Linked DNA regions of Homo sapiens: region 1 is linked to region 2. The links are chromatin loops, found by intact Hi-C in ENCODE. Cell type or tissue: A673. All regions are shown on one strand. Links, peaks and the distances in the headings refer to the core of each region. The heading gives the core; the rest is flanking DNA. Region 1 has its middle 14 kb from the start of BAMBI. Region 2 has its middle 32 kb from the start of SVIL-AS1.

Region 1 (4,395 bases), core at 331-4,330, 710 kb after region 2:
TCAGCCTCCTAAGTAGCTGGGATTACAGGCACGCGCCATTATGCCCAGCTAATTTTTGTATTTTTGGTAGAGACGGGGTTTCACCATGTTCACCAAGATGGTCTTGATCTCCTGACCTCATGATCTGCCCGCCTCAGGCTCCCAAAGTGTTGGGATTACAGGCGTGAGCCACCGTGCCCAGCCCATAAGCAGGATCTTGATTCACGTTTAGGATCCATTTTAAACCAATGGGAGTCTCCCAAACGTGTATTCTGTATGACTGAAAGGCACTTTCTCTCTCCCTTTTCTGACCAGTCTCTAAACAATGCCTCATGTCCATTTTGTTTTGGTCAACAACTGGACAGATTTAACTTTCGATGGATTAAAGGTAAATTCTGTCTGGCAGGCTCTACCAATCTTCCTTATAAGTTATTTCATATCATGGCCGGGCACAGTGGCTCACACCTGTAATCCCAGCACTTTGGGAGGCCGAGGCGGGTGGATCACCTGAGGTCAGGAGTTCAAGACCAGCCTGGCCAACATGGTGAAACCCTGTCTCTACTAAAAATACAAAAATTAGCCGGACCTGGTGGTGGGCACCTGTAATCCCAGCTACTCGAGAGACTGAGGCAGGAGAATCGCTTGAACACGGGAGGCGGAGGTTGCAGTGAGCTGAGATTGTGCCACTGCTCTCCAGCCTGGGCAACAAGAGTGAAACTTTGTCTAAAAAAAAAATCATTTCATACCGTATCATAATTCCAGACAAAAAAGGCAGAGGAAGGAGGTGGGAGAGAGAGGAGGGAAAACCCAAGTAGATCTGATATCTTTCTTTAAGGAGCAGTCATAGTTTATTTTCCCTGCTTTTGCTAACACTTTTCCTTGGTAAGTACCTCTTGAGGTGTACCTACTGGAGGTGTACTGGACCTTCCAGTACCAGGAATAGATCACCATATCCCAGCCTCTTGGCTTTTCTTCTCTTGAAAACACTGTCCTCCCCAGTCCCCTCCCAAGTTTTCTGCACATCACATAGCCTGGTAGCAAGAGAAGCAGCTTATGCTCCAAACCATCAAACCCTCTTTATTTTTTTTCTTTTTTGAGACATAGTCTCACTCTGTTGCCCAAGCTGGAATGCAGTGGCACAATCTCGGTTCACTGCAACCTCCGCCTCCCAGGTTCAAGCGATTCTCCTGCCTCAGCCTCCCCAGTAGGTGGGACTACCGGCACGCACCACCATGCCCGGCTAATTTCTTTTGTATTTATTTTTAGTAGAGATGGGGTTTCACCATGTTGACCAGGCTGGTCTCGAACTCCTGACCTCGTGATCCACCTGCCTTGGTCCCCCAGAATGCTGGGATTACCAGTGTGAGCCATCGTGCCCAGCCTCAAACCCTCTTTTATCAAATGTTTGGATTCTTACACGTACATCATTCAAGTTACTTAAAATAATGTGTTCAGGCCAGGCCTGGTGATTCATGCCTGTATTCCCAGAGCTTTAGGAGGCCAGACTGGGGAATTGCTTGAGGCCAGGAGTTAAAGACCAGATTGGGCAACATAGTAAGAACCTTCTCTACAAAAAATATGAAAATTAGCCAGGCATGGTGGTGCATTCCTGTAGCCCCTTAGTCGGGAGGCTGAGGCAGGAAGATTGTTTGAGCCCAGGAGTCCGAGGCTGCAATGAGTTCTGCTCAAACCACTGCCTTCCAGCCTGGGCAACACAGTGAGGCCCTGTCTCTAAATAATAATAATAATAAATAATAATGCTGTGTTCATTCTCTAGAGAATAATTATGTTCCAAGCTCTAAAAGACTGAGGCGAGGGGAAGCAAGCAAACAAACAAAAAACCCACCAGGGTAACCACTGTTTCTTCAGCCAACACTGGAACTTTGGCATCTCTTATTACTTTTATTTTCCAGAGAATAAAATGCCCTCTTAACGGAGCCCAGAGCTTTCTCTTCCATCCTCCCGCAGGGAGGGAGAGGTCCTGTCGCAGGTCTTTCTCGCCCTCTTGTGGTGAGAGGGAAGCAGCGCTCAGCTGGGAAGACAGCAGCTGCTGTTTGCTGTTGATACAAGAAGCAAGGTCGTTCTAGGAAATATTTAGACTCGATATTTTAATGACTCTGTCTCCATGTCATGCAATGATCTCAGTAAAAGAGGACTGTGACCCCTGTTCCCAGAGTCTTTTTAAGGCTTCAGACAATAATGAGCCAAATTCCCTTTGTGCATAAGACAGAGAAGAGGTGGTGTTACCTCCAGCAGGTGCATATATGCCATGAAGTGCAACAGTGGCCATTGTTCTAAATAAATCACCCTTGCCTAAGAGTGTGTGCCACCCACCAGAAGGGAGAGTTTCTATTCTGGGCCATCCGAGTTCATTTCTGGGTCTTAATATTTTTGAATGGAAATGTGCTAACTGAACAGTACAAGGCATCATTCCTAATCTCTATGATCTAAACCTGGCCTTTTTTTCCCCTACAAATTTAGAAACTTTTTGTTTGTTTGTTTGTTTGTTTTTGAGATGGAGTTTCACTCTTGTTGCCCAGGCTGGAGTGCAGTGCAGTGGTGTGATCTTGGCTCACTGCAACCTCCACCTCCTGGGTTCAAGTGATTGTCCTGCCTTAGCCTCACAAGTAGCTGGGATTACAGCCTCCCAAGTAGCTGGAATTAGCCACCATGCCTGGTTAATTTTTGTATTTTTAGTAGAGATGGGATTTCACCATGTTGGCCAGGCTGGTCTTGAATACAAACTTTTTGACTGACTCTGACTTTAAAAAGCAAACAAACAGGAAGCCCCCAAACAGATGAATTAAGAAATGATCCCCTCCTTTCCTGATCTATATAACACCAAATGATGGGCGACTGAATTTTTGTCCCTAACTGAAACTGACAGCATTGTATTAACAGGAACTCTTATCCAGTTGGAGACCAAAGCCAAGAGACTAACAGGAAAAATCAGCCTCTAACTCTACATTAATCCCCAGTCTATACTGATCATATTAATCATATAGTTCATGCGGATGCTAAGAGCTATGTGAGACCACATCAGCCACTCTTTAAATTAAATGATGGGGGCTGGATGCGGTGGCTCACGCCTGTTATCTTAGCACTTTGGAAGGCCGAGGCATGTGGATTACTTGAGCCCAGGAGTTTGAGATCACCCTGGGCAACACAGTGAAACACTGTCTCTACAAAAAATACAAAAATTAGCCAGAAATGGTGGCATGTGCCTGTAGTCCCAAATTCCTCAGAGGCTGTGGTGGGAAGATCGCTTGAGCCATGGAGATTGAGGCTGCAGTGAGCCATAATCATGCCACTATACTCCAGACTGGGCAACAGAGCGAGATCCTCTCTCAAAAAACAAACAAAAATTAATTAATTAATTAATAAAAATGAGGCTGGGCACGGTGGTTCACGCCTGTGATCCCAGCACTTTGGGAGGCTGAGGCGGGTAGATCACCTGAGGTCAGATGTTCGAGACCAGCCTGGCCAACATGGTGAACTCTGTCTCTACTAAAAATACAAAAAATGAGCCAGGCGTGGTGGCGGAAGCCTGTAATCCCAGTTACTCGGGAGACTGAGGCAGAAGAATTGCTTGAACCCAGGAGGCAGAGGTTGCAGTGAGCAGAGATTGTGCCATTGCACTCCAGCCTGGGTGACAGAGTGAGACTCCATCTCAAAAAAAAGAAAGATCACATCTGTCTCTGATTTTACAGTTGAGGGGACCAAGACTAGGTTAAATGGCTTCCTCAAGGTCACACCAACTGCACCGAAGCTCTGAGTTCAGGACACCACCCTCCATCTCAAAGGCTGGGAAGCTATGAAGGGATCATCACTGGCAAATAGTGGTTTGTTTCTCCTTGAACAGGATGTGGCAAGAAATTGTTAAGAGAGGGAGGAGAAGGGAAGGAGAGGAAGGGGAGAGACTTTATAGCTGAAAATATGGGCTGTTTTTGAGTTGATTAAATAACTACCACTCCCAAACTTGTCTCAGTTTCTATGAGCCTAAAGTAAGGAATTCTGGGAATGAGTTTTAGGTCATTCTTGGATTTCAGCTTTCAGTTACAGGAAGCAACCTGTCTAGGGAGCTGTCAGTAGCTGCTTTCTCCAATGCTTCATTTTATTTGCAAGGTCCTTCTGCACAGAGCTTGGCCTTCTCCTATGGAAAAATGCTCTATGGGAAATTCCTGACCCTCACACCAGTCAGGGAAATGGCTTCCATGGAAGGGACACCCCAGGGCCCCTGGGGTCCATACCTGGTTCCATTTCAAGGACCATAAATGGGAGACCCACCAATCGCTAAGGACCTGGAGATGATTTTATCTTCCAGGCTGAAACTGCCTTTGAAAGATGACGATAGTGAGGGAGGTGTAGCATGGCTGACTCCATCTTGCTCTAGCCTCACAGGCTGGCTGTCTTTGC
Region 2 (4,395 bases), core at 175-4,174:
TTCCTTATTAGAAAGGGCCTCTTAAACACAGCCGAGGCCTTCATAAAAAGTAATGTGAATATGTTTCCTGCAATTTGCAAGATGTATTTCAACATGTGTATAGACTGTTTATTTAATTTTCTGCATGCCTGAATATCTTCACTTGCATACAAATTCTCTATTGTAATTGGCCAGGGAGGCTGATTATAAACAATTTATAAGTCCAAGTGTTAACCACGTGTTTGGCACAGAGCTATGCCAGGACCACATTACCCAGTGCTCGAGAATGGAAATACCGACAGGCTGGATCTGAAGACTCAACTGTGGCATATATGGATGGTGGATCTCAAGGGCCAGCCTCTAGATTCACATGCAGAGGGAGACATGCCATTTACACAGTTAACCACACACCAACTATTTTGAGTGGGTTGCTTTGCATTTTACCACATGCATGCATTTAGTGACGTGAGATATTGTAATGTTGGCTTTCATTTCAAAGACAGTTATTTAAACATACTTAACCTGTATAATTCTTCCCTTTGCTGTTTAGATAGCTGAAAGATTGAAATTTGGAAATGGAATTTTCTTAGAGCTAGGAGAGATCTTACACACGATTCACCATTTTACTCTGTATGTTTTTCTAGGTGAGGTGCCTGAGGATGAGAGGGGGCAGGAAACCACCCAAGAGCACACAGCTTGTTTGGGACAAGGAGAAAAGTGGTGGGATGGGGTGTCAGCCCTTCTCATGTGTTCTAATCATCAGCCTGTCCTTCACTATTGGCTCCTTCCCTCCATCTGTAAATGCCATCAGATCCCTTTCTCCCAATGCAAATAAGTAAATAAGTAAACAGCCAAACACCAACCAAGCCCCCCAACCGACTCCCCCCTACCCTCAGTGCTCCTCTAGTAACTATCCTGACTCTCCTCTTCTCATCCACATTTTTTAAAAAGCAGCCGATATTGGGCTGTCTTCACATGCACTCTGTCCCCAGGCCACTCTCAGTGGGCCTCTTCCTGCTCCAAATCCAATGGGCTTTCTTCTCTCTTCTAGGGGACACTCGTCCTTTGTCCCTTCATACCCCCCGGTTTCTTTGACACCACCCTGCCCTGCTTCTGCCTGCGGCTCTCGGAACCCTCCTTCTGTCCTCCGCGAGCCTGTCTCCTCGCTGGCATGCCCACGTTCTGCAGGATTCTGTACCCGCTCATAGCCCCTCCCACTTTATGCTCTGTCCTGGGCCATGCTTTTCAAGCTCACGATCAACTACAGACAAAGTATGATGTCTCCCTGATTCTGAATGTCAATTCTGAGCTTCAAATCTAAATAGTCAACAGCTGGTTGGACATCTCCACCCGGAAGTACTACAGGAACTTCAAACTTAACGCATCCACAGTGGAATTCATGACCGGCCCAGGCACTGCATTTTCTTCATTTTTGTGTATCCAGCACCTAGCAGACAGCAGGCACTCAGGAATTGTTGGCTGAGTAAGCATCTTACTTGGAAGGCAGAGGGGCGGAAATGTTTGAGAATTATAGGAGTAGGTAAAAGTCCCAAAGTGATGCAAGGAATGTAGGTTGGAGTGTTCATCGAAACTGCGTTTCCTAGAAGTCATTATATGAAAAGGACACCACACGCGTATGTTTACCGCAGCACAATTCACAATTGCAGAGATGTGGAACCAACCTAAGTGCCCATCAACCAATGAGTGGGTAAGGAAAACGTGGTATATATACACCATGGAATACTACTCAGCCATTAAAATGGAGGAAATAATGTCTTTTGCAGCAACTTGGATGGAGCTGGAGGCCATTATTCTTCAGGAGTGGAAAACCAAAACCACATGTTCTCACTTATAAGTGGGAGCTAAGCTACAAGTATGCAAAGGCATACAGTGTGATATCATCGACTTTAGAGATGCAGAAAGGGGAAGAGCGCTAGGGATAAAAAACTACACATCAGGTACAATGTACACTATTCGGGTGCACTAGAATCTTGGAGTTCACCACTATATAATTCATGTTACAAAAGACACCCCAAAAACTATTGAAATAAAAAACAATTTTTAAAGAAAGAAACTGTTTCCTGATACACTCAAATAAAAGATTAAAATGCCAGGTCTTTGAAAATGAATGCTTCATGATTGGCCATTGTTTTCTAGCACCACCTAGTGGATATCCTGAGTCAGCCAGCGTGCCTTCTTTTTTTATTATTATTTTTTTATTTTTTGAGAAAGACTGTCACTCTGTTTCCCAGGCTGGAGTACAGCTGTGTGATCTTGGCTCACTGCAAACTCTGCCTCCCAGGCTCAAGCAATTCTCCTGCCTCAGTCTCTTGAGTAGCTGAGACTACAGGCGCGCGCCACGACGCCCGGCTATAGTTTTGTATTTTTAGTAGACACGGGGTTTCACCATGTTAACCAGGCTAGTCTCGAACTCCTGACCTCAGGTGATTCGCCGGCCACAGCCTCCCAAAGTGCTGGGATTACAGGGGTGAACCACCGAGTCCGGCTTTTTTTTTTTTTTTTTTTTTTTTGAGACAGGATCTCCCTGTGTTGCCCAGACTGGAGTACAGTGGTGCCATCTTGGCTCAACGCAACCTCTGCCTTCTGGGCTCAAGCGATCCTCCCACCTCAGCCTTCCTAGTAACTGGGACCACAGTCGCGAGCCACCATGCCGAGCTAATTTTTTTTTTTTGTATTTTTTGTAGACACTTGGTTTCGCCATATTGCCCAGGCTGGTCTCAAACTCCTGGACTCAAGCCGTCCACCTGCCTCAGTCTCCCAAAGTGTTGGAATTACAGGTGTGAGCCACTGTGCATGGCCATCTTCATCTTTTAATTAAAAATGATATCTCAATTAACGATTTGCACTGTAATAGCACCTACCAAACCTACTAATTTTACATACATTACCTCATCTCATCTCCAAAACAAGGCACTCATTATTCTCCCCATTTTACAGGTTAGAAAACAAAACTTTAGAAGGTTGAGGAACTTGCCTTTCTCATAATTGTTTCCAACACTAAGCCTTCGCCATTCTGCCATAGAACTTTGCACTTTTATTCTACTGTTTTATTTCGTTGTTGCTATTTTACGTTATCTTTTAAAGAACACTAGTAGTTAGTTTATAGGGCTCCTAGACTATGTATGAGATATCAGAGTTGCAAAAATTCATTATAGATATAGCATTAGGCCAGGCGCAGTGTCCCATGCCTGTAATCCCAGCACTTTGGGAGGCCGAGGAAGGAGGATTGCTTGAGCTCAGGAGTTCAAGACCAGCCTGGGCAACATAGTGAGACCCCATCTCTACTATATATATATATATATATATATACATATATGTATACACAATGTGTATATATAGTGTATATATATGCAATGTATATATAGTATATATACAATATATATACTATATATGAAAACTATTTTTTAGACAAAATATTTTTTCTAATAATATTTTAGAAAAAATTTTTCTTTTCTAAAGGAAAATTCTAAAATTTTCTTTTTCTAAGAGAAAAATGTATATAAACATAGAAACAGTATCAACAATAACAACAAAAACAAAGCACATGCTGCCTCCAGGCATTGTTACAGCTTCCTAGGTATCATCTCACTTAATCCTTGCTTCCTATATATCATCTCACTTAATTCCCGTGACCACTCCGTGAATAAGATATTCTTATTATCCCTATTTTGTTTTCCCAAGGACACCAGCTAGTAGTGGATCCTAAATACAACCAGGCAGTCTGACTCCAGAGTCAAGATCTTAACTCATATCAGAGCAAACAGCATCGGGAAGACACTGGAAGGGTCAAACGTACCTTGACACTTGTTCACTCATTTGATTTCCATGATAACAGAGATTTAAATATTTGGTCTACATCTAATGCACCCTTTTCAGTGCCAGGTATGGTGGCTTTCCAAAAGCAAAATTTCAGAGTCCACTTATTGAATGAATGATCTGTATTAAGAGAACATTGGATGATGATGGCTTAATGTGTCCATCATTGCATATAGCTTATTTCCTTTTTATTAAGAACTTACTGGAGGCCAGGCACTGTGGCTCATGCCTGTAATCCCAGGAAGACCAAAGTGAGTGGGTTGCTTGAGCTCAGGTGTTCAACACTAGCGAAACCCTGCAGGTACAAAAAATAAAAAATTAGCCAGGCATGGGAGTGTGACCTGTAGACCCAGCTACTAGGAGGGCTGAGGTGGGAGGATCACCTGAGCCCATGGAGGCTGAGGCTGCAGTGAACTGTGATCACACCACTGCACTTTAGCCTGGGCTAAAGTGAGACTTTGTCACACACACACACACACACACACACACACACACACACACAAAGAAAAAGAAAAAGAAAAGAAAAGAAGTTTCTGGAAACAAAATTTCTTCATTTAAAGGTGGTGATGTGTTAGAGAA

Evidence for each region. A loop is a pair of places that touch in the nucleus more often than their neighbours do. Peaks named below come from ENCODE experiments on the same cell type or tissue, not always from the same donor. Only the 100,000 strongest peaks of a DNase experiment are listed, where the experiment ranks them.
Region 1: a loop joins it to region 2, with 3 times the contacts of the local background. A loop is called at or near these places in 7 of 110 quality-filtered maps.

The regions. Positions count from the first base shown.
Region 1 is chr10:28,661,623-28,666,017 of GRCh38, reverse strand. No RefSeq gene overlaps it. Among named protein-coding and RNA genes, the nearest start is that of BAMBI, 14 kb to the left of the region's middle. In A673, for the core only: a CTCF peak has its summit at 1,992 (motif pointing left); a DNase peak (open chromatin) is centred at 1,957.
Region 2 is chr10:29,375,299-29,379,693 of GRCh38, reverse strand. No RefSeq gene overlaps it. Among named protein-coding and RNA genes, the nearest start is that of SVIL-AS1, 32 kb to the left of the region's middle. In A673, for the core only: a CTCF peak has its summit at 2,150 (motif pointing left); a DNase peak (open chromatin) is centred at 2,143; H3K27ac peaks cover 1,651 bases.